3 separate regions of the Mus musculus genome follow, and regions 2 and 3 are each linked to region 1. The links are chromatin loops, found by intact Hi-C in ENCODE. Cell type or tissue: left cerebral cortex. All regions are shown on one strand.

Evidence for each region. Peaks named below come from ENCODE experiments on the same cell type or tissue, not always from the same donor. Only the 100,000 strongest peaks of a DNase experiment are listed, where the experiment ranks them.
Region 2: a loop joins it to region 1, with 5 times the contacts of the local background. A loop is called at or near these places in 21 of 42 quality-filtered maps.
Region 3: a loop joins it to region 1, with 4 times the contacts of the local background. A loop is called at or near these places in 29 of 42 quality-filtered maps.

Annotation. Positions count from the first base shown.
Region 1 is chr4:59,548,370-59,550,869 of GRCm38, forward strand. Ptbp3 (polypyrimidine tract binding protein 3) reads right to left here and starts at 995. Exons shown (of 14, transcript NM_178164.3): 1 at 779-995. In left cerebral cortex, no CTCF peak of the experiment used is centred here; DNase peaks (open chromatin) are centred at 486, 1,035 and 1,642; H3K4me3 peaks cover 1,813 bases; H3K27ac peaks cover 1,239 bases.
Region 2 is chr4:59,095,617-59,098,116 of GRCm38, forward strand. The region is part of intron 5 of Shoc1 (shortage in chiasmata 1); the gene reads right to left. Among named protein-coding and RNA genes, the nearest start is that of Gm35527, 21 kb to the right of the region's middle. In left cerebral cortex, a CTCF peak has its summit at 941 (motif pointing right); a DNase peak (open chromatin) is centred at 948.
Region 3 is chr4:59,359,690-59,362,189 of GRCm38, forward strand. All of the region lies in intron 10 of Susd1 (sushi domain containing 1), which reads right to left. Among named protein-coding and RNA genes, the nearest start is that of Susd1, 78 kb to the right of the region's middle. In left cerebral cortex, a CTCF peak has its summit at 1,210 (motif pointing right); a DNase peak (open chromatin) is centred at 1,225.

The DNA of each region.
Region 1 (2,500 bases):
AGGTCCTGCCCCATGTTCCAGAGTTCCCAGAGAAATTACGAGCTCGGAAAAGGTGACTGTAAATCTTTTTTTTTTTTTCTTTTTTCTTTTTTTTTTCCCCCTTTTAGTCACAGACCCCATTTAAACCGAGCAGTTGAAAGCGCCCGGAAATCTACACTTACACAATATCTGACATCGCCCGAGGCGAATTCACGAAGTTTCTTGGGGGTGGGGAACGAAGAGGAAGCGTCCCTGGTGATAAAGTGCAGACGCTCGGTATTTAGAAGTGGTTAACGTATCTCACAGCCCAAATCGGGAGACCCCGCCGGTTCCGAGACCCGCACGGGCCCGCAGTTCGAGACCCGGTCGCCGCCCAGACGGCTGTCGCCGCTCGCCCGGGCCCGCCGCCGGGGGAAAGCTCCGCCGCGCGCCCCACCCCACCGGTAAACAGCAACTCCCCGAGCGCCGCGGCCGCCTCAGCCTCCGCCCCCGCCAGCGCCGCGCACCATTTTCTGAGAGGAAGTGTGGGGAGTCCGGCCCGGCACCCCGGCCCTGGCTCGTCTCTGCTTCCCGAAGGCGCCCCGAGGCTGCGAGGGGCGGACGTGACGGGGGCGCCGCGCGCAGGAAGCGGAGACCGCGGCGGACAGACCCCCGCGCTCCCAAGGTCCCTGCCGTCGGGCTTAGCCCCGGGCCGCTCCTCCGCTAGCCGGCGTCGCGCCCTGCTCCCCGGCCTCGGCGGGACGCGTCGCCGAGAGGAAACGAGGCCAGCGCAGCCCCGGAACGGCCACCCGGCACTTACCCATCCATGGCCCAGATGGAGGAGCGCGTTGTGCGGGGATTGACGGGCTCACCGCGGGCGGAGAAAGCGGGCGGCGGCTCCGGGAAACCAGCGAGCGGAGCCGCTCCGCAGCTCCGGCCGGTCAGAGGTGGAAGGAAGAGTGGGAAACAGGGGCGGGGACCGGGCACGCTCTCGCCAGCGCCGCGCCCCCGCCCTCCCGGCCCGCGAGCGCGTTCCCGCCTCGCCTGGCCCCGCCCCCTCGGCGTCGACGCCCTCCCGGGGCTCGGCTGGACTCCAGGGCGCCCTCTTCCCGCCTTCGCCTCTTTGCCCCGCCCCGACACCACCACCCCCGCCCATGCCTCCGCGCGCGTGCGCGCCCCCCGCCCAGCGTCGCGCCTGCGTTCGCGGGAACGCGCGCCTTGTGCTTCCCGCTTCGCGACTCGCCCTCCTACAAGCCCGCGGGCCTTCCGGCTCCCGGGACTCAGGCTTAGGGCCCTGAACGGTGCTGGCTAGAAAAGCCTGGGGACCCCAGGGAACTTTTGAAGCAGAGCAGAGTTACTACTGGCGGGCGACACTGCTGGCAGCACGGCAGGGGACCCGCGCGACGTCCACGGGGCAGGGGTGGACAGTGGTCTTTCCGGACCTGAGAGCAGCGACGGTAGCCTGTCCGCCAGACCCTGACCTCCGAGACCTGCACTGGACGGATAGGTGTGGTTGGGAAAGAAATGAAGTAGATGAGACTGCCCAGGACTGAAGTCCATCTTCACTTTCACACGGTTTTAATCTGAGTGCTTTTCTACCCAACAATCAAATACTAAAAGAAACTTTCATTGCATAGCTATTTAATGGCCATTACAATGCCAGTATTTTATAAGTTTATTTATTCATCCTTCCGCGGGGCGGGGCTGGGGGAGCCTGATTGGAAAGGATTAATGTTTTCCCAGGTACGCGAGAGATCTCCGAAATTTCACAGCCAGAAAATGTTTTGTTTGCACCAAAACCCTTTCCTCTAGTATGAGCAAAACCAAGTTACACGTAAAACGTAAAACAGCTATTTAGTACATATAATGTGTATAACTAGTGAGAACACACGTTCCCCCTCTTTCAAAGCACATCTACTTCTGAACGAACGGAATGCTTTTTCAATTCACAGATCATTGAAATTTGAGCCATTTAAGCCATGTCTTCAAAGTCTGCCCACACCATTTCAAAGGAAGTAACAACTTCAATCTCTTTCCTGATTACCTACTTTAAAATAAGTAGACACTTCTTTAAAAAAAAAAAAAAAAAAAAGTATAACCAGCTTGCAATTCAGGAAGGTCATTTTTAAAGAAATTTCAGTTCCCCTTTTCAAGAAGATGTCAAAAAACATTTTGTATGTTAAATCTAAACATTAAGTTTAGAAACATTTCCACCCTACATTGCCACATGGGATTTTAAAATAGCAACTTGGTATATAGGCACATAACTGTGCCTATAATTCCTACCTGAGTTTAAGGCTACCTTGAGCTACATAGTATGTTTCAGGCCATCCTAGGTCACAGAAAAATAAAGTAATAATAAAATGTCAGAGAAAAGCAGCGGACCAGGTGGTGATAGCACATGACTTTAATCCCAGCACTCACTCAGGAGAAGAAGGGAGAGGAGAGAAGAGGAAGGGAGAGAGAAGAGGAAGGGAGAGAGAAGCAGCCGATGGAGTGTTCTATTGCTGTATTTGAGGTATATTTTATAATAAATTTCCCT
Region 2 (2,500 bases), 450 kb before region 1:
TTATAAATAAGGCTGCTCTGAACATAGTGGAGCATGTGTCCTTCTTACCAGTTGGAACGTCTTCTGGATATATACCCAGAAGAGGTATTGCGGGATCCTCCGGGAGTACTATGTCCAATTTTTTGAGGAACGGCCAGAATGATTTCCAGAGTGGTTGTACAAGCCTGCAATCCCACCAACAATGGAGGAGTGTTCCTCTTTCTCCACATCCTCGCCAGCATCTGCTGTCACCTGAATTTTTGATCTTAGCCATTCTGACTGGTGTGAGATGGAATCTCAGGGTTGTTTTGATTTGCATTTCTCTGATGATTAAGGATGCTGAGCATTTTTTCAGGTGCTTCTCAGCCATTCGGTATTCCTCAGGTGAGAATTCTTTGTTTAGCTCTGAGCCCCATTTTTTAATGGGGTTATTTGATTTTCTGGAGTCCACCTTCTTGAGTTCTTTATATATATTGGATATTAGTCCCCTATCTGATTTAGGATAGGTAAAGATCCTTTCCCAATCTGTTGGTGGCCTTTTTGTCTTATTGACGGTGTCTTTTGCCTTACAGAAGCTTTGCAGTTTCATGAGGTCCCATTTGTCAATTCTTGATCTTACAGCACAAGCCATTGCTGTTCTATTCAGGAATTTTCCCCCTGGGGCCAAAAAGTGGGAATGGGTGGGTAGGGGAGTGGGGGGGGGAGGGTATGGGGGACTTTTGGGGTAGCATTGGAAATATAATTGAGGAAAATACGTAATAAAAATATTTAAATATTAAAAAAGAGTGAAACGGCATTGGTTTATATTCCATTTCCTTGTTACTCACAAGCTCTGAGCTTGTCACCCCAAATAAAGCCACATTTAGATATATGTGCTGCAAGGGGACATTTTATGTCACTTGGCATCCCTATACCCTTTCAGTCCCTTCAATTAAACCACCATTTTTGATGCAGCCACTAGAGGTCAGCAAATCTCCACAACCAATGCTGTTAGACAAAGGCTGTTTTCATGGGAATGGTGGCTTCCTTACACAAGTACAGTGGTAGTGTATCACATGGAGTTCTTACTCTACAGCAAGCATGTGTGCTCACAGTGTATTACTCTATTGTAGACAAATGATAAGCAGGAAATGCAAGGTGGCTAGTTATGAAAGAAGCAGAAAAAAGAGGCTTGGTAACAGGAAACTTTACTAGAGTCACTCCTGCCCACCTAAGAAACCCAAGTTAAGCAGACAAAAACAGGGTGAGTTCCTTAACATGTGTGTATACAACAGTAATCATTTCTTAGTGGAAACCGGTGAGTATCTTAAACAACAACAACAACCCATATTAAATATTAAATAAAAGGCAAGACATTCCTCGTCCCCTAGCCAGGAAAACTAACCAGAACATTTTTCAAGGATCTAACACTGATTTCCGAACAGTTGTTATTTAGAACTTTTGGGGAAAATGACTACAAACTAAATCTCGACAAATACACGAAGAAGTCAGGGGAAAAACCAAGAGACAGATGGCATATGTCACAGGTATATAAGAGCTGATTAGGTGACATTAACACAATAGACAAAACCGTAGACAACCCAGAATTCAACTGGAGTGGGTCAGAACTTAGCATTTAATAGAAGCATCATCTCTAATAGTGGGAAGGACTCTTAGCTAAATGATACTGGAACAAATACCAAAGTGCTTAAACATTAAAAAATGTCCCTAGTCCTAAACATAAAAAAACCTGAAATACAATTACATAATATATTTAAAAATTAGTAGGGTGCCATGGCACACACTTAAAAATCCCAATACCCAGGAGTCAGGTAGATTTCTGTGAGTTTAAAGTCAGCCTGCTCTACAAAGTGAGTTCTAGATCAGTAATGGCTACATAGAGAGACCCTGTCTCAAAACAAACAAATCCTTAAACAATGGAAAAGTTATATAATAAAAGAACATTTTGTAATTAAAAACAAAAGAAACCATAAAAAAAAAAAAGAACATTTTTCTAAGCACAAATTCAGTGCTAGAATCAATAAAGGAAAACATCAGCAGAACTAATCAGAATAAAGTTAAATGCATTTGGAATTATTGGTGTGTTTACATATTTTTAGATGCCAGTAGAAAATAAAATCACTTTACAAAAGAAAATATATAAATAGCCAATACACACTAATAGCTTTTAAGGATGTAAAACATACATTTTCCTCATCACACTGGTTTATGTGTACCCAGTGACAACAAGGCTGGCACGAATAAGTTATTTTTACACTATGCCAGCAGTGCTAAAGCTAAGAACAAAATCAGTGAAATATTTATATCTCCAAGATTAACCTCAGTGAAATAACTAGAAATGCTCTGCCCAGTGTAGAAGAGACCCTCCTACTGGATGCCTGCAGAAGACAGCTTCTTGCTGCTGCTTTCGGATCAAGATGTAGAACTATGGCTCCTCCAGCACCATGTCTGCCTGCATGCTGCCATGCTTCCTGCCATGATGATAACAGACTGAATCTCTGAACCTGTAAGCCAGCCCCAA
Region 3 (2,500 bases), 190 kb before region 1:
TAGACAGACTGGTTCCAGGGGAACGCTGCCAAACCACCTGAAATCAACCACGGGAATCCCAAAAGAAGAAAATTTACAGAAAAGGAAGTAATGTATGAAGTACAGAAGAGAAGGGGGATGGGTCCAGGTGGAAAGATTTGAACCAGTAGGACCCAGAGACGGAAACTCAGCACTTAGAACACAGATATCAGAGTTCTGCTCCATCCAAGGAAAACCATGGTCCCTCGAATCTGAATCTCTCTACATATTCTCCAAAATATTCTTCAGGTCAAATGGAGGAGCAAATAAAATAACATGAGAACAATGTTGCTGGGCTGGGAACACGGCTCAATGAGTGAAGTGTGTACTGGGCCAGCATCACCCTGAGGTCACGTCCCCAGAACCTGGGTAAAAGCCAGGAACAGTAGCTTTTATCTGTAATGCCAGGACTGGGAGGTGGATTCTGAAGGCGGGCTGCTCACTGACACTGGCTCTCATCCTTTTGGACCGCCCCAGGTACCCAAAACAGTGCGCTGTCTCAAAATACAAGGTGAAGAGCAGTGATCAAGACGTCCACACCAACCTGGTCTGTACACGGGCTAAACACGCTTCCTGCCACACACAGGTGCATACACCACACACACACACACACACACACACACACACACACACACACACAGAACACACAGACACACAGAGCTATCATCCTAACTGGAGAGCAGAGAGAACACAGCAATCTTAAAATCACCATTAAACAAACAAACAAACGAACAAACAAACAAAGTATCAAATTCCAGCCACTTTCTCTCAACTTCCTATGAGTGTTTGTGCAGAGAGCTGTGTAGCAGGCAGGGAGCTAGAGACCTTCAGAGAGAGAGAGAGAGAGAGAGAGAGGGAGAGAGAGAGAGAGAAATGCCATTTTCAGTGTGAAAACATGGGGACAGACCAGAGTGACCACAGCCTTGGCTACAGAGAAAAGATAGGTAGGACATATCAAGGCGTTGGGGAGCAGCTGCGGAAGTCACTGTTCCTGGCAAAGAAAAGGCAAAGAAGAAAGAAGCGCATACACTTGGGAGTGTCCTGGGAGTGTAAGTGTCGACAGGAAGAAACTTAGTGCAAGATCCCACGGAGCAGAAAACCCTAAACTAGAACAGAAGATTTCATGCTCAACCAAGTACAAAACAGAAAAGAAATGCTTCTTTACAGCAACTGCACTTCACCCCTTGACGGAAGAGGGCGCTCTGAACCCGGGAATCTCGTTAGCTACCGCGGCGGGCCGTGACTCCATAGACAACCGCAGAGTCCGCTCAAAAACAAGGTTCTATGAACAAAACCTTGCAGCTTAGGCACACTATCGTTTTGGAAATCCACAAATGAGGGGAGGGGAAAAAAACCACAATAAATAATCGTTTGAGGATAGGAAGAAAAATATCTCCAGTCAGAAAATTAACTAAGAACAGAAATGGGCATAAAGCAGAAAGGGACTGAAAGAGAAGTGTCTGAACTCAGAAAAAAAATGAAAGAGAAGGACAAACCGGTGTTAGAAATAAAGGCTGAATTTCTTGATGTCTATGAAAGAATAGATTTGAATAAAATTTAATAAAAATAGTAGAGAAAATGTAACAGTAAAATGAGATTTTTTTTTTTCAAGTCAGGGTCTGACTATATAGTCCTGGCTGGTCTGGAACTCACTATGTAGAGGCTAGCCTCGAACTCACAGACATCTGCCTGCCTCTGCCTCCAAGAGCTGGAATTAAAGGCCTATCCTAAAATGAGATCTATAAAAAAACAAAAGCACAAAAGGTTAAAACTGAAATATAGGCAAACGGTCCAACATATGCATAACCAGGGTGTACCAAGAGGGGGTACGTTGGAGACATAATATTTAAAAGTATAGTTCAAGATAATATTACAAAAATCAAAACACACTTGAATATAAATATTAAAAGGATATTCTAGGTACCTAAGAAGGCTGACTCAGAATAATCTCAAAACTTCTCCAAATACAATTACATTTTAAGGATAAAAGAAGAATTCTCATCCCATCCCCCCGCCCCTGCACGCCCCACTCAAGGAAGTAAACAGAAAGGACAGAGGGCTAAAGGAAGCACTTCTTGGTGAGATGAGAAGGTTAGAAATACACTTCTATAGCTTCATTCCCTGGAAAGAATGTCAGCTGTTGTTTCTTTAATGTTCCTGAATTCTTATCAAGCTTGTGCTACAAACATGCCTAACCCTGCTTAAGAGAAATAAGCATGGTCCTAAGCATCCATGGGAGGGGGTCTTCTGGTCCCTGATTAGAAGCAGCCTAAAGAAAGATATCGATGTTATCCAGATACTGCCAAAAAGAATGATTAAAAAAAAAAATCAAGCTGGGCGTGGTGGCGCACGCCTTTAGTCCCAGCACTTCGAAGGCAGAGGCAGGCGGATTTCTGAGTTCAAGGCCAGCCTGGTCTACAGAGTGAGTTCCAGGATAGCCAGGGCTACAGAGAAACCCTGTCTCAAAGAAGAAAAAAAATCT